2 separate regions of the Homo sapiens genome follow, and region 1 is linked to region 2. Evidence: chromatin loops called from intact Hi-C (ENCODE). Cell type or tissue: HepG2. All regions are shown on one strand. Each heading gives the region's core, and the rest is flanking DNA. Links, peaks and the distances in the headings are about the cores only. Region 1 overlaps ASIP (agouti signaling protein). Region 2 overlaps ITCH (itchy E3 ubiquitin protein ligase).

The links. A loop is a pair of places that touch in the nucleus more often than their neighbours do. Peaks named below come from ENCODE experiments on the same cell type or tissue, not always from the same donor. Only the 100,000 strongest peaks of a DNase experiment are listed, where the experiment ranks them.
Region 1: a loop joins it to region 2, with 4 times the contacts of the local background. A loop is called at or near these places in 2 of 110 quality-filtered maps.

What each region holds. Positions count from the first base shown.
Region 1 is chr20:34,251,300-34,261,910 of GRCh38, reverse strand. ASIP (agouti signaling protein) reads right to left here. Exons shown (of 4, transcript NM_001672.3): 2 at 1,377-1,546. The coding sequence starts at 1,536. It also overlaps a transcript of AHCY not described here. Among named protein-coding and RNA genes, the nearest start is that of ASIP, 15 kb to the right of the region's middle. RefSeq lists an enhancer at 5,843-6,022. In HepG2, for the core only: a CTCF peak has its summit at 6,132 (motif pointing left); DNase peaks (open chromatin) are centred at 6,130 and 6,800.
Region 2 is chr20:34,468,791-34,479,401 of GRCh38, reverse strand. It overlaps ITCH (itchy E3 ubiquitin protein ligase), which reads right to left. Exons shown (of 25, transcript NM_031483.7): 15 at 9,282-9,354; 16 at 7,887-7,958; 17 at 1,542-1,630. It also overlaps the pseudogene FDX1P1. Among named protein-coding and RNA genes, the nearest start is that of MIR644A, 7.8 kb to the right of the region's middle. RefSeq lists an enhancer at 4,370-5,314 and a silencer at 5,963-6,052. In HepG2, for the core only: a CTCF peak has its summit at 5,937 (motif pointing right); a DNase peak (open chromatin) is centred at 5,941.

The DNA of each region.
Region 1 (10,611 bases), core at 4,626-7,125, 220 kb after region 2:
AAACTCTTGACCTCAGGTGATCTGCCCACCTTGGCCTCCCAAAGCGCTGGGATTAGAGGTGTGAGCCACCGCGCCTGGCCGATTATTTATTTATTAAAAAATTTCTTTTTTGAGTCAGGGTCTGTCTGTCACCCAGGCTGGAGTGCAATGGTGTGATCATAGCTCACTGCAGCGTCGACCTCCTGGGCTCAAGCAATCCTCCTGCCTCAGCCTCCCAAATAGCTGGAACCATAGGCATGCACCACCATTCCCGGCTAGTTTTTGTTTGTTTGTTTTTGAGACAGGATCTCACTCTGTCACTCAGGCTGGAGTGCAGTGGCACAATCATGGCTCATTGTAGGCTCAAACTCCTGGGCTCAAGTGATCCTCCTGCCTCAGCCTCCCAAGTAGCTAGGACTACAGGCGCATGCTACCATGCCTGGTTAATTTTTGTATTTTTAATAGGGACGGGGTTTCACCCTGTTGACCAGGCTGGTCTTGAACACCTGAGCTCAAGAGATCTGCCCGCCTCAGCCTACGAAAGTGCTGGGATTACAGGTGCATGCCACGTGCCTTGCTAGTTTTTAAATTTTTCTGTAGAGACGGGGTCTCCCTATGTCGCTCAGTCTGGTCTTGAACTCCTAGGCTCAAACAATCCTCATGCCTCCAGCTTCCCAAAGTGCTGGGATTACAGGTGTGAGCCACCTCACCCAGCCTCAAATATCCTCGTTTCCTAGCAAAAGCCGAGGTAGTAAGAGATATTAGTTTTGAGCTTAGGTTCTGGAGTTAAGTACCTGATTTTGAATTCTGGCTTTGCCAGTTAAAAACTGTGTGATCCGTGCTAGTTACTTAATTCTCCTAAGCCTCAAGTTCCTCAACTGTGAAATATGAATAAAGACCATACTCACCTCACAGTGCCTACCACACAGTATGTCTATGATTATTATCAGGTGAAGTCAAACCAGATCTCCAATGCCAGGCTCCAGTGCCCCTCATATTTTCCCCTGAGCCTTCATTCCCAACCCTGACATGACAGGACTGGTCCATCCCAGACTTGCATATGTTCTGGAGCATTTCCTGAAGTTTGTTACTGTTGACAGGAGTTCTGTGATTCATTAAGTTTCAGAAATGCTAAATTAAACAAAGTTCACCAAGTGTCTTAACTTCAGGCCTTTCAGAGCCTCTACCATATGCTAAGCTGCTTATTAGACTGGTGGCATGCAGAGCTTTCCCAAACCAAATGAGTCAAGGGCCACCTTATTCTCCCAGGATTATTTCCTGGAACGAGCAAGAAGGAGCCGTGACCATGGCGGTGGATCCTGGTAGCACCCTGGGAAGCATGCTTGATCTCCTGCAGCCCCTCTCCTGGGCCAGAGCCCAGAGGCTAGGTGACTTACCCACAATAGAGACAGAAGGGACATCCAGTAGGTTCACAGAGGAGTTGCTTCTCAGGCTCCTGTCATCTCGGAGCTTCTCCTCAGGTGGCAGGTGGCTGTTGGCAGTGAAGAAGCAGAGGAAGACCAGCAGGGTGGCCAGGAGTAAGCGGGTGACATCCATCCCAGGAGGCCTGAGTGGGACAGAGAAGGTGGTCAGGTGGGTGGGTCAGGGGTAATGGTAAGAGGCCTTCCTGCTTTCTTTGTGCTTCTTTGGGCTGGTGTTGTGACCCTGTTAGGCAAGTGTCCTGGTGGAGCTGGAGGATTAGCAAGGCTTAGGATGGGGAAGGGGAATTGATGAGGGAAGAAGAGAGAAGAGAGATGGGAAGAGGAAGAGAGAAAGACAAGGAACAGAAGGAGATTGGAGCAAAGAGAAAAAGCAATGCATTGCACTGGTCTCTGCTGTCCAGAGGGTGGTGTGTTGGCTGCTTCTGTGTGTTTTTTTAATGTCTGTGGCCCCAGGAGACCCCAGGCCTGGGCAGAGTTGTTGAAAGGCCCCCAGTAGGGCCTCACAGTAGCAGAGATTTTATTAAGATGTACAGAATAAGGCTAATAAATTAAGTCTCAGTGAGAAAGATGAAGAGGTAAGTGGCCCCTTCAGACAAGCATATATGTTGGCTCATATCCTAGATTCCCAAACCCAGAGAGAACGAATGCAGGTATAGTTTGTGTCAGGAGGATGGAGCTGTTGACATAGGCCCCCTGGATTTATGTATTTATTTATTTGCTAGCTGGATTTTTTTTTTTTTAGATGGAGTCTCTCTCTTGTTGCCCAGGCTAGAGTGCAGTGGCATAATCTCGGCTCACTGCAACCTCCACCTCCCAGGTACAAGTGATTCTCCTGCCTCAGTCTCCTGCCCCAGTAGCTAGGGCTACAGGTGCCCATCACTATGCCAGGCTAATTTTTGTATTTTTTGTAGAGACAGGATTTTACCACATTGGCCAGACTAAGCATTTTATATTTTCTAACTCTTTTTATTTTTTTTGAGACAGAGTCTTGCTCTGTCAGCTAGGCTGGAGTGCAGTGGCACGATCTTGGCTCACTGCAACCTCCTCCTCCCAGGTTCAAGAGATTCTCGTGCCTCAGCCTCCAGAGTAGCTGGGATTACAGGTGCCCACCACCACACCTGGCTAATTTTTGTATTTTTAGTAAAGACGGGATTTCACCATGTTGGCCAGGCTGGTCTCGAACTCTTGTCCTCAAGTGATCCGCCAGCCACTGCCACTGCACCTGGCCTATATTTTCTAACTCAAGCTCATATAGTTTTTTTCTGTTGTCATTGTTTGTTTTGAGACAGAGTCTCACTGTCACCCAGGCTGGAGTGCAGTGGCACAATCTTGGGCCACTGCAGTCTCAACCTCCCAGGCTCAAGCCATCCTCCCACCTCATCCTCCTGAGTAGCTGGCACTACAGGCATGTGCAAACACACCTGGCTAATTTAAAAAAAAATTTTTTTTTGTAGGGATGAAGGCTCACTCTATTACCCAGGTTGGTCTTGAACTCCTGGGCTCAAGTGATCCTCCCACCTAAGCCTCCCAAAGTGAGCCACCACTCAGCCATATTTGTTCATTTGTGTGTATGTGTGTATATATATATACACTATATATATAATACTATATATATAGTATTATATATATCATATATTATATATACACTATATATATAATACTATATATAGTATTATATATATCATATATTATATATACACTATATATATACTATATATATTATATATATCATATATTATATATAGTATATATATACTATATATATTTTATAATATATATAATATATATATATAGTATGTATATATATATATATATGGCATCCCCCTTCTAAGATATTAACTCCTCAATGACAGGGGCTCTCCACCATGATTTCCAGCTTTATATTTTCTCACAGGAAGTAATAAATTCCATCCAAGCTTGGCTACTTCCTGGTCCCCATATGATGCTTGTCCTTTCCCACTGATCGCAGTGCTTAGCTTGCTATACAAACATTTATTTACTTATCATTTGTTAATGGTCATCAAAGCCCAAATGAGTGACTACAGTACTTATTTGCCCTTCTCACATTTCATATGGCATTTATCCAGTCTGGAGATAAGAATGGTTTTTACATTTTTAAATGATTCTATTAAAAAAAAAAAAAGAATATCCAACGGAGACCCTATGTGTTCCACAAAGCATAAAATATTTATTATCTGGCCTTTTACAGAAAAAGTTTGCCAACTCCGTCTAGATTGTAAGAATCATGATGGATTGGAATAAGAACATCATGTTTGCTCCATCAATATCTACTAACCGATGGAGCACTTAACTATTTCTTTTCTTTCTTTCTCTCTTTTTTTTTTTAAGATGGAATCTCACTCTGTTGCCCAGGATGGAGTGCAGTGGTGCGATCTTGGCTTACTGCAACCTCTGCCTCCCGGATTCAAGCAATTCTCCTGCCTCAGCCTCCTGAGTAGCTGGGACTACAGGTGCTTGCCACCACGCCCAGCTAATTTTTGTATTTTTTGTAGAGACAAGGTTTCACCATGTTGGCCAAGCTGATCTCAAACTCCTGACCTCAAGTGATCTGCCTGCCTTGGCTTCCCAAAGTGCTGGGGTTACAGGTGTGAGCCACCGCACCCAGCCCAACTATTTCTTCAGGAAAAGATATTGATGACCTTTATTAAAAGGCTAATGTGCCAATAATATTTCTCATTAATTTATCAGACTTCAGATTTGTTTTAGTACAGGACTGGGTCCTAATGAGACAAGAGCTAGGACTGGTAAACTTGGATTGTGGAGGCAGAGGAAAAATTACATCATGAATAGTTATCATAATGTTTTGAAACTTATTATTATATCATGCTGTCTAGAATTCATAAAGATTCAATACAGTAACATTTGGAATAGAAATATGAAATATTTGTAAACTAGATAATATTTTAGTTACATAAAATTAAATATATATTTAAAATTTTTATTCTGTATCATTGATCTCTTCCAAAAGCAATATTGTTTTTAATTTTTAGCTTCTGATTGTTGCTAAAAAGACCATTTTTCAAATAACAGCATCTAGCTTTAATGGGTATTAATTAGGAAGGCAAATTAGAAATAAATTCAACCCGGCTGGGCTGGTGGCTCACGCCTATAATCCCAGCACTTTGGGAGGCTGAAGCGAATGGATCACTTGGGGTCAGGAGTTCGACCTGGCCAACATGGTGAAACCCCGTTTCTACTAAAAATACAAAAATTAACCAGGTGGTGGCCTCCTGAGTAGATGCCTATAAATCCACCTACTCAGGAGGCTGAGGCAGGAGAATCGCCTGAACCCAGGGGGAGGAAGTTGCAGTGAGCTGAGATCGTACCACTTCACTCCAGCCTGGGTGAAAGAGGGAAACTGTCTCAAAAAACAAAAAACAAAAAACAAAAAAAAAAAAGAGAAAGAAAGAGAGAGAGAAAGAAAGAAAAAGAAAGAAAGAAATTCAACTTTAAAAAACAAGGAAAGTAAAGGATGGAGATGTGGTGGAATGTGGTGGGAAGCTCTGATTAACAAAAGGCTCTTAGCAGGGAGTGGCGGCACAAGACTGTGTTCCCAGCTACTCGGGTGGCTGAGGTGGGAGAATCACCTGACCCCAGGAAGTTGAGGCTACAGTGAGCTGTGATTGTACCACTGCACTGTTACCCAGCCTGGGCAACACAGTGAGACTCTATCTCAAAAACAAAAACAAATGAGCTCGATTAAGGCAAGTTACAAGAGGCATGTTATAAATTAGGAGGCGGTACGTGTAGTTATTTTGTGTCTTTGGGTTTTCCTTACCATAAATAATATACTCATGGGCCAAAAACTGTAATGGGAATTTCTACAAAGAAGTGAGAGTGGCCGGAAAATCTGAGCTAGAAAAAGAGGCCAGGCATGGTGGCTCACGCCTATAATCCCAGCACTGGAGGAAGCCACAGGAGGAGGATTCCTTGATCTTAGGAATTTGAGACCAGCCTGGCAACATAGAGAGACCTCATCTCTACAAAAAATTTTTAAAAAATTAGCCGGGTGTTATCGGGTCCAGCCCTACTGGGTCTGTGGGTTTTTTCTCCTCATGTGTGGAGACGAGAGATCGTAGAAATAAAGACACAAGACAAAGAGACAGAATAAAATACAGCTGGGTCCGGGGGACCACTACCACCAAGGCACAGAGACCAGTAATGGCCCCGAATGCCTGGCTGTGCTGTTATTTATTGGATACAAGACAAGGGGGCAGGGTAAGGAGTGTGAGCCATCTCCAGTGATAGATAAGGTTACACAAGTCACGTGTCCACCAGACAGGAGGCCCTTCCCTGTTTGGCAGCCGAGGCGGAGAGAGAGGACAGTTTATGCCATTATTTCTTCTATGCATTTCAAAGACTTTAGTACTTTTACTAATTCTGCTACCACTCTCTAGAAGGCGGAGCCAGGTGTACGGGGTGGAACATGAAAGCGGACCAGGAGCGTGACCGCTGAAGCACAGCATCACAGGGAGATGGTCAGGCCTCTGGAGGCTGCGGGTGGGCCTGACTGATGTCAGGCCTTCCACAAGAGGTGGTGGAGCAGAGTCTTCTCTAACTCCCCCGGGGAAAGGGAGACTCCCTTTCTCGGTCTGCTAAGTAACCGGTGCCTTCCCGAGCACTGATGCTACCACTAGACCAAGGTCCACTAGGTAATGGGTGCCTTCCCAGGTGCTGGCATTACTGCTAGACCAGGAAGCCCTCTAGTGGCCCTGTCCGGGCGTAACAGAGGGCTCACACTCTTGTCTTCTGGTCACTTGCTCACCGTGTCCCTTCAGCTCCTATCTCTGTATGGCCTGGTTTTTCCTAGGTTATAATTGTAGAACAAAGATTATTATAATATTGGAATAAAGAGTAATGCTACAAACTAATGATTAATGATATTCATATATAATCACATCTATAATCTATTTCTAGTATAACTATTCTTATTCTATATATTTTCTTTATTATACTGGAGCAGCTTGTGCCCTCGGTCTCTTGCCTTGGCACCTGCGTGGCTTGCCACCCACAGGTGTGATAGTACACACCTGTGGTCCCAGCCTCTTGGGAGGGTGAGGTGGGAGGGAGGATTGCTTGAACCTGGGAGGTTGAGGCTCCAGTGAGCTGTGATCATACCAAAAAAGAAAAGAAAGGAAGAAAGAAAAAGGTGGCAGGAGTTTGGGGAAGATTAAGTTAGACCCAGGAACAGGATTGAGAACGAGGGGGCTGAATCAACAGTCCAGTTCAATATTCACAAATCCAAGGGGTAGTGGGACAGCTCATGACCAGAGGCCAATATCCATGGGACTGGATGTCCATGGACTGGCCAAAGTCCACAGTGATCACTTGCTCTGAACACTTCATAATGTAGGTACAAGCTCAGTTCACCATCAGAGCAGCCATAAGCCTAATGTAAACACTATTCACTGCACAATGGGTAGGCAGGAGATCTCACCAGGTCAAATCCCCAGCCTAACTCAGGAAAAGTGAATCCTAGGGGTTAGTTTAAGACAAACAGACCAACCCCCGGCAAAACAGTTCTCCTGGTAGAACCATACAGTTGGACTGAGTCTTGGATTGGTAAAGTCTCAGTGGAGTAAATCTTATTTGGGTATAATAGGGAGAAAGTTAAAGACCAGTATTCCTTACCTCAATTCTGGAGGGATATGTATATTCTAAATGTAATACAGGTCCATAATGTTTAGTTGTATTAGGATTCTTGGGGTCAGATGTTTTTTAGAATTCAGAACTTTGTGAACGTTAGAAAAATAGTATCATCCATATATTATGTTAAACCACATATAAGGGGTCTGGGAGAACCCTATAATGAAAATATTAATGCTTCTATAGCAAAAAGGCATGGATCTTCATAATAGGCAGGATGAATACAGACTATGAATTGATTCACATCAATTCGGGACGGGTTTTGTTGCCAAATGTCTTCAGGTAAGTTCAGATTTTGCTGCCAAATGAGTTGCCAAAGGGGGAACAAAACCTTATACTTTTCAGGGTGTTGGGATTTTGCAATTACAGGTAAACGTTTTTGGATCTGTACAGACCTTGTTGCTGTTATTACTCATTAGAGAAACACACTCCCTGCTATTAATACAGGACAATAATGCTAGGCCGGGCCCTGTGGCTCACGCCTATAATCCCAGCACTTTGGGAGGCCAAGGCAGGTGGATCACCTGAGGTCAGGAGTTCGAGACCAGCCTGACCAACATGGTGATAGCTCGTCTCTACTAAAAATACAAAAATTAGCTGGGTGTGGTGGCGCATGCCTGTAATCCCAACTACTTGGGAGGCTGAGGTAGAAGCATCACTTGAATCCAGGAGGCAGAGGTTGCAGTGAGCAAAGATTGTGCCACTGCACTGCAGGCTGGGTGACAGAGTAAGACTCTGTCTCAAAAAAAAAACGAAACAAAACAAAACAAAAAAACAGGACAATAATGCTGACAGCAATGAGTAGCTGTGTAACTGGGTTTCTCAACTGTCTTTCCACTCTGCAATGATGAAGACTGTTATTTGATGTGTGATATCTCTGATGACAGTTCTCCTTTTAAATTCATCATCTGTATTTAGGACTTAAGATGAGTTTCTCTTCAGCATGGTGGATAAAAAGAAGGATCCAGACACACGAGTCAGATCACTTGGATGAACCTGTCATTTAAATGGCTGCCTGACCCTAGGTCCACCTAGGTCTCAGCTTTCTCAGTTTTAAGGGCCCGGCACTCACGCCTATAAGCCCAGCACTTTGGGAAGCTGAGGTGGGTGCATCACTTGAGGCCAGGAGTTTGAGACCAGCATGGCCAACATGGTGAAACCCGTCTCTACTAAAAATACAAAAATTAGCCAGGCTTGGTGGTGCATGCCTATAATCCCAGCTACTTGGGAGGCTGAAGCAGAAGAATCGCTTGAACCGGGAGGCGGAGGTTGCAGTGAGCTGAGATTGTGCCATTGCACTCCGGCCTGGGCAACGGAGCAAGACTCTGTCTCTAAAAAATAAATAAATAAATAAATAAATAAATAAATAAATAAAATAAAATAAAAATAAGAGCGTAGGGAAAAGAAAGAGAGATCAGGCTGGGCGCGGTGGCTCACGCCCGTAATCCCAGCACTTTGGGAGGCTGAGGCAGGCGGATCATGAGGTCAGGAGATCAAGACCATCCTGGCTAACATGGTGAAACCCCGTCTCTACTAAAAATACAAAAAAATTAGGCGGGCGTGGTGGCAGACACCTGTAGTCCCAGCTACTCGGGAGGCTGAGGCAGGAGAATGGTGTGAACCCAAGAGGCAGAGCTTGCAGTGAGCTGAGTGAGCCACTGCACTCCAGCCTGGGCAACAGAGCGAGACTTCGTCTAAAAAAAAAATAAAAAAAAAAGAAAGAGAGATCAGGTTGTTACTGTGTCTATGTAGAAAAGGAAGACATAAAAAACTCCATTTTGATCTGTACTAAGAAAAATTGTTTCTGCTTTGAGATGCTGTTAACCTGTAACTTTAGTCCCAACCCTGTGCTCACAGAAACATGTGCTGTATTGAATCAAAGTTTAATGGATTTAGGGCTGTGCAGGATGTGCCTTGTTAACATGTTTGCAGGCAGTATGCCTGGTAAAAGTCATCGCCATTCTCCATTCTCGATTAACCAGGGACACAATGCACTGGACACAATGTCCGCAGGGACCTCTGCCCAAGAAAGCCTGGGTATTGTCCAAGGTTTCCCCCCACTGAGACAGCCTGAGATATGGCCTCGTGGGAAAGGAAAGACCTTACCATCCCCCAACCCGACACCCATAAAGGGTCTGTGCTGAGGGGGAGTAGTGAAAGAGGGAGGCCTCTTTGCAGTTGAGATAAGAGGAAGGCATCTGTCTCCTGCTCCTCCCTGGGAATGGAATGTCTCAGTGTACAGCCGACCATTCCCATTCATTTTATTCTAAGATAGGAGAAAATAGGAGAAAACCGCCCTGTGGCTAGAGGGGAGATATACTGACAACAATACTGCTCTGTTACTCTTTGCTACACTGAGATGTTTGGGTAAAGAAAAACATAAATCTAGCCTACGTGCACATCCAGGCACAGTACCTTTCCTTGAACTTACTCATGATACTAATTCCTTTGCTCACATGTTTCCCTGCTGACCTTCTCCCCACCTGTTGCCCTGCTACACTCCCCTCACTAAAATAGTAAAAATAATAATCAATAAATACTGAGGGAACTCAGAGACTGGCACCAGTGCGGGTCCTCTGTATACTGAGCACCGGTCTCCTGGGCCCACTGTTCTTTCTCTATACTTTGTCTCTGTGTCTTATTTCTTTTCTCAGTCTCTCGTCCCACCTGATGAGAAATACCCACAGGTGTGGAGGGGCAGGCCCCCTTCATAAGAGGATAGGACTATATGACTCACTATAGAGTCTGAGGCACAGAGTGGAAACTTGACAAAAATTTGTTATATGAATGAAAGAATCTACCTTCTATCCTTAATTCTATGAATCCTGTCTTAGTCTGTTTAGGTGACTATAACAAAATATCATAGACTGGGTGGTTTCTAAACAACGGAAATTTATTTCTCATGGTTCTGGAGGCTGGGAAGTCCAAGATCAAGGTGCAGGCAGATTCGATATCTAGTGAGGGCCTATTTCTTCATAGACAGCCATCATCTCTCTAATCTCACAAGGTGGAAGGGCTTTCCCTTGGGCCTCTTTTGTAAAGGCACTAGTCTCATTCATGAGGGCTCTGCCACCATGACCTAGTCACCTCCAAAAGGCCCCACCTCCTTACACTATAACCTTGGCAGTGAGGATTTCAACATCTGAATCTGAGAGGGCATAAACATTCAGAACATAGCAAATTCCTCATTTCCAATTCTTGCCTCCCTGTCATTGTGCCACTGGGCAGCTTAAATAGTTACACAGAGAAGGTCAGGCGCGGTGGCTCATGCCTGTAATCCCAGCACTTTGGGAGGCCGAGGCGGACGGATCACGAGGTCAGGAGATCAAGACCATCCTGGCTAACACGGTAAAACCCCGTCTCTATTAAAAAATACAAAAAAAAATCAGCCGGGCGTGGTGGCGGGCACCTGTAGTCCCAGCTACCTGGGAGGCTGAGGCAGGAGAATGGTGTGAACCGGGGAGGTGGAGGTTGCAGTGAGCCGACATCACGCCACTGCACTCCAGCCTGGGCGACGGAGCGA
Region 2 (10,611 bases), core at 4,460-6,959:
AAGACAACATTGCACCTTTATTTGATGAACGACTAAATTGTATTTTCCAATTTTACCTGAGATACATCGTAATTTCAGAGATATTATAAAATGAAAATATTAGTCTTAGAATCAATGAAATACTATTCATAGGCAAATTTAAAATTCACTATTTACCCATGTGAGTAAAGTGGCTGAAATCAATCTAATATTCCATCTATTACTAAGTCCCATAATAATCCCCATCAAGTGCCACTACTCCCTACACGTTAAATCAATATGAAAATTCTTCCAATTTCACAGAGGCAGTAAAGTTCTTAATTCCAGCCACTCACATATTAGAAAAATGCTGAGACTCTAAGTCAAATATTGTGAAAATATGAACCAATATTAACATAAGATTATGGTTACTAAAACTACGTAACATGGGTGATCTGGGGTAATACATGTGGCATAAGCCTGTAATCTGGATCTCTTTTCCTGTTAGTTCATGGCCTCTTGTGATAAGTGTATCTCATGACACACTTTAATATTGCTAGTTTATTTTCTTATTAGGAATGAATGATTGCTCTCCTCTTCAATTGCCTTTAACTTATACAAAATTACATGTTTCTACTCATATTTGTTATTTATCTATGATTATATCATATATTTTGAAATAATTTTATTTAAACTCAGAAACATAATATAAATAAGAACTACTAAAATGTAGCCACCAATTAGCGTGCACACAAAGACACAGGCTCTGAACTAGGTCATTAATAAACAATATTTCTACTCTTCACAATAATCCTAGAAATGTAGATATTAATATTCTTATTTTACAGATGAAAATATTTGCCCAACATCACACTATTGAGAGCAGAAAAAGATTCAAATCCCGTCTTGACCCCAAAGTCCTTGTCTTTGCACAATGCCAGCTCTACGCAAATTTTTAACCTGGTGTGATATATTATCATGGAATAAGCAAAGCAATTCTCATTAGAGACTATCTTCTAGGGTCCAATATTAAGCTCCAATATGAAGAAAGCAGAATTAAGACTTTCAACTCCTATTTTGTACAACCTTCTATATTTTCATGACAAATATACTAATCTCAGTTGGAAACTGAGTAACTATTACCTGTATCAGTAATCTGTGGTGGGGAAAATGACCTGATCACTATAAGGCCTTGTGTTTTCTGTGGAACAGATATAAGAGGTGGTAGACTTAACACTGGCTACTGGTTAAATGATACAAAGCTTGCATCCAGGCTCTACAATTTATTATGTGCCTTAGGTGAGTCTCTAAGCCTCTTCATCATCCTATAAAATTCTGTATCACAAGGTTACCCTGAAGATTAAATGAGTGATGTGGGTGAAATCAATCAGCTGTACATGACATAGAAAGTGCTGAATTAAATGTTTTTTGAAATTCTGTAGCTACAGCATAATAAAGGTATAATAATTTGACATATTTCATTTTCCTAAAATATAAGATTGAGAAAATAATACTTGCAAGCGAAGTGCAATGGTACCTTTGGAGGAAAGGAACTAAGTTCTGAGTATTCATATTATCACTACCTTGCTACACCTCCATAATCTAAACCTTCTTCTCCTGGAAAAATCACCCACAAACGTCTTCGCAGATCTTGGGGACTGAAGCTCATTATCTAAAAAAAAATAAAGTAAAATAATTGGTGAAAAAAGCTATTGAAACACTGTCTACCACTTCTAGGTTTGACATCTCCTTCGTTATAGGTAACTGAAATCTCCCATGACACAGAAAGGTGTTCATGGTCTAGTCAAAACCACACATACAGAAAATACATTATAGTAACGTTTAATAATATTTTATTATATACATCTATATTTTTATATACCTTATACACGTGATTTTATTTATTTATTTACTTTTAGACAGTCTCTCCCTCGTTGCCCAGGCTGGAGTGCAATGGCACAATCTCGGCTTACCACACCTCCACCTCCCAGGTTCAAGCGATTCTCTTGCCTTAGCCTCCCAAGTAGCTGGAACTACAGGTGTGCGCCACCACGCCCGGCTAATTTTGTATTTTTAGTAGAGACGGGGTTTTGCCATGTTGGCCAGGCTGGTCTCAAACTCCTGACCTCAGGTGATCCACCGGCCTTGGCCTCCCAAAGTGCTGGGATTACAGACGTGAGCCATCATGCCCGGCCGTGATTTTATTTTTAATGATGCTACTATTGACTTATAATGTTGCCTGTATCAATTACTTAGAACATAGATGGGCATGGTCAGAGGTTGGGTGGGGTTTTTGTGGTTTGGTTATTAGGTTTGGTTTTGACTCATAGCCAAAGGTACACGTAACAGCTAACTGGCTAACCGAGAAATGAAAACCAGTAGCTGCAGAGAGACCCAGTTAACTTTGGAAACTCATTCTCAGCGGCAACCGATAACTACCTACAAAAACTACTCAAATTTTGTGTCCCACTATAGGTGGTTAATAGGATCATCTTCATATTTGAAGGACAGTACATTACTGAGCTACAATCAATAGGTCATTTGGTTTCCTGCCACGTAAAACAAATTATTTGACCAAAATTGTGTGTGTATAGCACTGCATATATCAATTACTCTTACAAAAAAATACAGAAGAACATGGAAAGGGAGAAGTTGATATAATGCCTATACTTTATTGAGTGATAAGAATGAATTACCACACTTAAATATCCAGAGAGGATCAGTAAGTATACCTGTTTATGCCAAGTTCTCTCAGTTCCCCCACAAAACCATCACATTTATGAATTCACATCCCACTCAAGCCAGAAAATCCCAGATGTAACAAAAAACTTCAATGCTTATGACATATGTACGTTTATGCCAAGTATTCTACAAATAGTATAGGCTAGGTATACAGCAACGCAAATGAGAAATGTCACAAGGTTAAAACTATCTTTAAATAATTCCTTTTGAGTTCCCGACCGCGGGCGATGGCTGCCGCTGGGGGCGCCCGGCTGCTGCGCGCCGCTTCTGCGGTCCTCGGCGACCCGGCCGGCCGGTGGCTGCACCACGCCGGGTCCCGCGCTGGAGCCAGCGGCCTGCTGAGGAGCCGGGGACCGGGCCGGAGCGCGGAGGCGAGCCGGCCGCTGAGCGTGTCGGCAGGGGCGCGGAGCAGCTCAGAAGATAAAGTGACAGTCCACTTTATAAACTGTGATGGTGAAACATTAACAACCAAAGGAAAAGTTGGTGATTCTCTGCTAGACGTTGTGGTTGAAAATAATCCAGATATTGATGGCTTTGGTGCATGTGAGGGAACTCTGGCTTGTTTAACCTGTCATCTCATCTTTGAAGATCACATATATGAGAAGTTAGATGCAATCACTGATGAGGAGAATCACATGCTCGATCTGGCATATGGACTAACAGATCACAGTTGGGCTGCCAAATCTGTTTGACAAAATCTATGGACAATATGACTGTTCGAGTGCCTGAAACAGTGGCTGATGCCAGACAATCCATTGATGTGGGCAAGACCTCCTGAACTAGAACAAATAGGAATATTTTCATGGAATTTTACCTATTTTTATAATTATTATTTAAGTGATAAAATGAGTACATGGATGAGTGGATTCTGTATTATGACTAGCTTTACTATTTTAATTCACCTTGTATAACTACTAAATTTTGTCATTCTTGAAAGTATGCAGCTCTGCCTCTGCCTCTGCCTGCCTCTGCCTGCCCCTGCCCCTGCCCCTGCCCCTGCCCCTGCCTCTGCCTCTCCCGTCTCCCTCTCCCCACGGTCTCGCTCTCCCTCTCTTTCCACGGTCTCCCTCTGATGCCGAGCCGAAGCTGGACTGTACTGCTGCCATCTCGGCTCACTGCAACCTCCCTGCCTGATTCTCCTGCCTCAGCCTGCCCAGTGCCTACGATTGCAGGCACGCGCCGCCACGCCTGACTGGTTTTCGTATTTTTTTGGTGGAGACGGGATTTCGATGTGTTGGCCGGGCCGGTCTCCAGCTCCTAACCGCGAGTGATCCGCCAGCCTTGGCCTCCCGAGGTGCCGGGATTGCAGACGGAGTCTCGTTCACTCAGTGCTCAATGGTGCCCAGGCTGGAGTGCAGTGGCGTGATCTCGGCTAGCTACAACCTCCACCTCCCAGCCGCCTGCCTTGGCCTCCCAAAGTGCCGAGATTGCAGCCTCTGCCCGGCCGCCACCACGTCTGGGAAGTGAGGAGCATCTCTGCCTGGCCGCCCATCGTCTGGGATGTGAGGAGCCCCTCTGCCTGGCTGCCCAGTCTGGAAAGTGAGGAGCGTCTCTGCCCGGCCGCCATCCCATCTAGGAGTGAGGAGCGCCTCTTCCCGGCCGCCATCACATCTAGGAAGTGAGGAGCGTCTCTGCCCGGCCGCCCATGGTCTGGGATGTGGGGAGCGCCTCTGCCCCGCCGCCCCGTCTGGGATGTGAGGAGCGCCTCTGCCCAGCCGCGACCCCGTCTGGGAGGTGAGGAGCATCTCTGCCCAGCCACCCCGTCTGAGAAGTGAGGAGACCCTCTGCCTGGCAACCGCCCCGTCTGAGAAGTGAGGAGCCCCTCCGCCCGGCAGCCGCCCCGTCTGGGAAGTGAGGAGCGTCTCCACCCGGCAGCCACCCTGTCCGGGAGGGAGGTGGGGGGGTCAGCCCCCCCGCCCGGCCAGCCGCCCTGTCCTGGAGGTGCGGGGTGCCTCTGCCCGGCCGCCCCTACTGGGAAGTGAGGAGCCCCTCTGCCAGGCCACCACCCCGTCTGGGAGGTGTACCCAACAGCTCATTGAGAACGGGCCATGATGACAATGGCGGTTTTGTGGAATAGAAAGCGGGGAAGGGTGGGTAAAGGATTGAGAAATCGGATGGTTGCCGTGTCTGTGCAGAAAGAAGTATACATGGGAGACTTTTCATTTTGTTCTGTACTAAGAATAATTCTTCTGCCTTGGGATCCTGTTGATCTGTGACCTTACCCCCAACCCTGTGCTCTCTGAAACATGTGCTGCGTCCACTCATGGTTAAATGGATTAAGGGCGGTGCAAGATGTGCTTTGTTAAACAGATGCTTGAAGACAGCATGCTCGTTAAGAGTCATCACCACTCCCTAATCTCAAGTACCCAGGGACACAAACACTGCGGAAGGCCGCAGGGTCCTCTGCCTAGGAGAACTAGGGACCTTTGTTCACTTGTTTATCTGCTGACCTTCCCTCCACTATTGTCCTATGACCCTGCCAAATCCCCCTCTGCGAGAAACACCCAAGAATGATCAATAAAAGAAAAAAAAAAGAAAGTATGCAATTTTTATTTTGGTTATATTACAAAAATGTCAGTCAGATATTAAAAAATAGTTAATGTGATAGAAAAACCTTACATATTTTTTCTTATGTTTGTTTAGCGACTTTAGCAAAATGTTTTCATATAATCTCATCTGTTTACCTAGAAGATAGGTTAAGGAAATATATTATTATTCCTGTTTGATGTAGGTGAAGGCAGAGATCTAACCTGGCTTGTTTAGGGCCATACCACTAATTGGAAAATCTGTACTAGAACCTGTGTCTTATTACTATAAGCTATTATGTTCAGACTGAAACTGGAGAAATTACGACAATTTATAGCAGTAGTTAAATCTGAATGTGTATGGACAAAAATATTTAATTGCTCAGTAAACTGCTTAACTTCAAAGATAGTTATTAACCTCATAAATATTTCAAAATTTTGATTCTGAAGTCTAAGTCTGAACACAGACATAACACTATCAAAGAAGTTTGATCTCTGTTTTGACTCAACTAGAGGAAAAATGATTGGATGGGTTTATTCTTTTCTAAGCAGAATGGTTTAACTTTGTACTCTTTGAAAAACAATGCTGATTTCTAAATCTCTGCCTATAACAGAATGGAAACCTTATGAATGAATTGTGTTTCTCTGTCCTGAGCTGGAGAAGGGAATGAGCAGGCTGACAGGTCGCACAGCCCCAGGTGGCGCCATTCTCTCATGCAAGGATGGGGCTCCAGGGTGAGCAGCGTGGGCTGCAGTGTGTCAGTCCCAGGAGGGAGGGAGTGGCGAGCACCACAGATTACCACATATGTGTGGAAGACATTTGTATCCTTATCTTTACTATAAATAAATCCATAAAAGTTAAAAAAAAATTCCTTTTAACAAATGTCTAATATGAAGGAAAAAAAATTGTTTTCTCCTGTACTTTCCCCCATAACCAGTTGTGCTGTGTTAACAGAAGAAACACTATCCCAGAGCAATTTTATCCAACAACTATCCAAAGAAAATCTGATGCTAATTTTGCAATTAGTTTTGTTACCTTTAAGCAATCAAATTGTTCTCTTATATTTTTATTAACCAGTTATTTGATGGATGTCAAATCTAGGGTGACAGCTTTAAAAACTGTTTTAGAACCATCTAGTCAGTTATTTTGCAAAAGACTTTAGGTTTCAAAGTCAAAAGATAAAGGAACAGTTTAATCATGTTTTGCATCTTTCCAGGACTGGTAAGAGGTAAGCAAGTTGCTTCAAGAAACTCGTCCAACAGAGTGATAAAAGGGTGGTTATGAACATAAAATTAGAAATGGGCAAGGACTAGGGTGGGGAATGGCCTGTGACACTTACATCAGATCAAGGGGATGACTCATAATTCTCTAAATGGCCTCAGTAAAGCTCCACTTCCCACTAAAAAGTTTTCTGCTCCTACATAGCAGGATGCCAACTGGCTTTTTCCTTTAATGTCAATAACTGACGTTCCATTAGGAAATGAAAAAAACTGATTCTGAAAGCAAGTAGCCAGCTACCACCAACTGTCTCAACCTCTTTTCCCTTTGCATTCAATTCCGTACTTCTTGAAGCTGTAGTTGCTACAATACCACTGGTGCTTGAAAATAATCACTTCCACATCTGGCTATAAAACAAGGACTAACCAGATGTTTTCATTTTAAGACATTTTTTCACTAGTTATTTTAATCTTCTACATAACACAATCATTTTAACATTTAGTTGCAGTAGGTTATTAGTAATATCTGCAAGATAAAGGCGAATAGTAGACTAACTCAAGTTTTTTTTTTTTTTTTTTTTTTTTTAAATTGAGATGGAGTTTTGCTCTTATTGCCCAGGCTGGAATGCAATGGCACGATCTCGGGTCACTGCAACCTCCACCTCCCAGGTTCAGGTGACTCTCCTGAGTAGCTTTACAGGATTACAGGCATCAGCCACCAGGCCCAGCTAATTTTTATATTTTTAATAGAGACAAGGTTTCACCATCTTGGCCAGGCTGGTCTCAAACTCCTGACCTCAGGTGATGTACCCGCCTCAGCCTCCCAAAGTGCTGGGATTACAGGCATGAGCCACCGTGCCCAGCGAGTAAATTAACTCAAGTTCTGAAGACAAGTGAAAAAATCTGCTGACTACTTCTGAAAACTCATATATATCTTTTTTTAGATACTGTCACCAATGACCACTTTTTTTCCTGTTAAGAGTAACATACGCTTATTGTAAAAATCCAAGTAATACTGAAGTGTTAAAACAAGTCTTCCCCTCTCCTTTCTACAATCTGATAATGTTCATATGGGTATTTCCAGACCTTTGGCTACCAAAAACCTATTATCTTACCTATGCATTTATTTCAAATCATACCAGTTTAGAAATGGAAACCTGAAACACACACACACACACACAAACCTATTATCTTACCTATGCATTTATTTCAAATCATACCAGTTTAGAAATGGAAACCTGAAACACACACACACACACACACACACACACACACACACACACACCCCTTAAGCCCTAAGGTGGCTGGCAATGAGATCGCACTTGAAAAATTCAAGGACTTCAACTCAAGAAGTTCCAAACCATTCAGATTAAACTGACAGCACCAAAAGCGGGTCCTAAGCTAGCAGCCAGGGGGGAAATTATTGAGAGAATGAAACAGTACCTGTTGAAAGGAATCCTCAAACAATGTTTTTCTTGTCACTGTAATCTTTATGTGCTGTGGCATGGCCAGTTGCTGAAATAGAAGAATGACTTAAGTCAACTCTCATCATTAAAATAGCCTATCAAAAAAATCAAAAGGGGAAAGTTTTATTTACTTTTATCTTTCCTTACAGAAACAAGTAGACTATGAATATAAATTTATATTCAATAATGTTTACCAATGCATCTGTGAGTATTCATGCTAATTACAGATTAATATATGCAAACAGAAGAACCACAAGATTGATCTCATATGCACACTGCTTACTTAATAATGTGTCAAATAAATCTTTACTTAATCTTATTTTCCAACAGTTAATCCAGATTCTTCTTGCTTCCATGGGTCCAGTTAATTACAAGAGTTTCAAGTGTAAAAATATTCATCACAGTAACTTTGACTAGGGCATTCATTTGATTTAGAACCCATAAAAAATCATTAATTCCAGTAAATATCTATACATAAGAAATAGTTGATCACATCTGAAAAAAACACTGAATATAACATCTATGTATGGACATGTTCATGTATGTATGAACATGTATTTATCTATCAAAGTCAGTTATATCAAACGATAGATATAAAAATGGCTGGTGTCCGGGCATGCTGGTTTATGCCTGTAATCCCAGCACTTGGGGAAGATGAGGCAGGAGGATCATTTGAATCCAGGAGTTCAAAACCAGCCTGGGCAACATAAGGGGACCCTGTCTCTACTAAAAATTAGCCAGGTGTGGTGAAGTGCATCTGTAGTGTCAGCTAGCGAGAAGGCTGAGGCAAGAGGATCACTTGAGCCCAGGAGGTCAAGGCTGCAGTAAGCCATGATGGCACCACTGCACTCCAGCCTGGGTGACAGAGTGAGATCCTGTCTCAGAAAAAATAACACATAAAAATAAAGTAGCTGGTTAAAATTATATCAGAAAATGCTTTTACTTACATTTGAAGATTCCTGCAATCTGAAAGTAATGGCTACTGAGGAAAAAGTGACAATGTTTGCTTATTCAGATGGTTTCAAGTTTAATTTTCTTCTTTAAAAAAAAGAAATATATATATATATATATTTACAGAGGTAAGGCCTCAATATGTTGCCCAGACTGGTCCTGAACTCCTGAGCTCAAGTGATCTGCCCACCTCGGCCTCCCCAAGTGCTGGGATTACATGAGGTTTAATTTTCTGAATAACCAAAGTCACAAATGATCTAATTGATAAATCTATTTATTTGCTCTAAAAATAGATGAAAGAGATTCTAATGCTTCCCATTTTACCTGTTTTTCTGTGAGTTAAGTATTTTCACAATCACTGTGTAATATAAAGCAACACAACAAAGTTAAGGCAGTACAGAGATACAGTTCCAATACTAACCTGACACCAGAACCGGAAATACTGAACCTTTGCTTTGAAGTCCCGAACATAGGCTATCTGAGGTCCATTGTCTCTGAGGAAGAACAAGGGTTAACAGGACATATATAGCTGCTTGTAAAAGATAATGCTGAAGGAAAGCAAAATATCCCACCCTCTCTCAGCACTTACTAACCAAATTCAAAAATATAGCATATTCCTAACAAAACCATTCTTTGCTTTTTGAGAGATATTTCCCCAAGAATACTTTTAAGTAACAGAAAAAACAAACAAAAAACTTTGATTTTGTTGAAACTACTGTTGTGGGATTTTCTTTTCTATGCTGCCAAATCTAAGAGGGCTAAGTAAAGGGGTTTCTATCTGAGAATGCTGTCTATCCCAACATCAATTCCCTCCTTTATCTTTAAGTAAAACCCTTGCTATTTAACTAAGTAGAATGCTACATATAATAAAGACTACATTTCTCTATATGGCCATGTGACTTAAGTCTCTAAGTGAAAGTGGCATATGAAACGTTCAAGAAGGATCTTTTTGGCCAGGTGCAGTGGTTCACACCTATAAATCCCAGCACTTTGGGAGGCTGAGGCGGGTGGATCATCTGAGGTCAGGAGTTTGAGACCAGCCTGACCAACATGTTGAAACTCTGTCTCTACTAAAAATTATAAAAATTAGCCGGGTGTGGTGGCAGGTGCCTCTAATCCCATCTACTTGGGAGGCTGAGGCAGGAGAATCACTTGAACCTCAGAGGTCAAGGCTGCAGTGAGCTGAGATTGCACCACTGCACTCCAGCAAGGGTGACAAAGCTAGACTCCGTCTAAAAAAAAAAAGGAAGGATTTTCTAAAAGACAGCTAAAATAGCTAAAAAGTGTGTGAGTGTGTGTGTGTGTGTGTGTGTGTGTGTTTATAATTTGCCCTTCCTCCAAATTCCAGCCTGGAGTGTGACCCTGATAGCTTAAGTTTCAGCAGCTGTCACAGACCATGAGGTCACTTTGAAGAATGAGACCATACTCTAGGATGGTAGAAAAGACAGAAGAATTTTAGATCACTATGACACCATGGGGTTTCTCAGCTAGCCTTGGACTTAATACCACTGCATTATCTCCCTCTTAAAAATTCAATGTATATCAGTGTAGAAATACAACTGATTTTGTACATTGACTTTATATTCTGTTACGCTGTTAAATTCACTTACTAGTTCTAGTAATTTTTTCTAGATTCTTCATGATTTTCTGTATACAAACGTTATTTGTGTGAGGGGAAAAGAGACAGTTTTACTTCTTCCTTTCCAATTTATACATCTTATATTTCTTTTCTTTTCTTTCTTTTTTTTTTT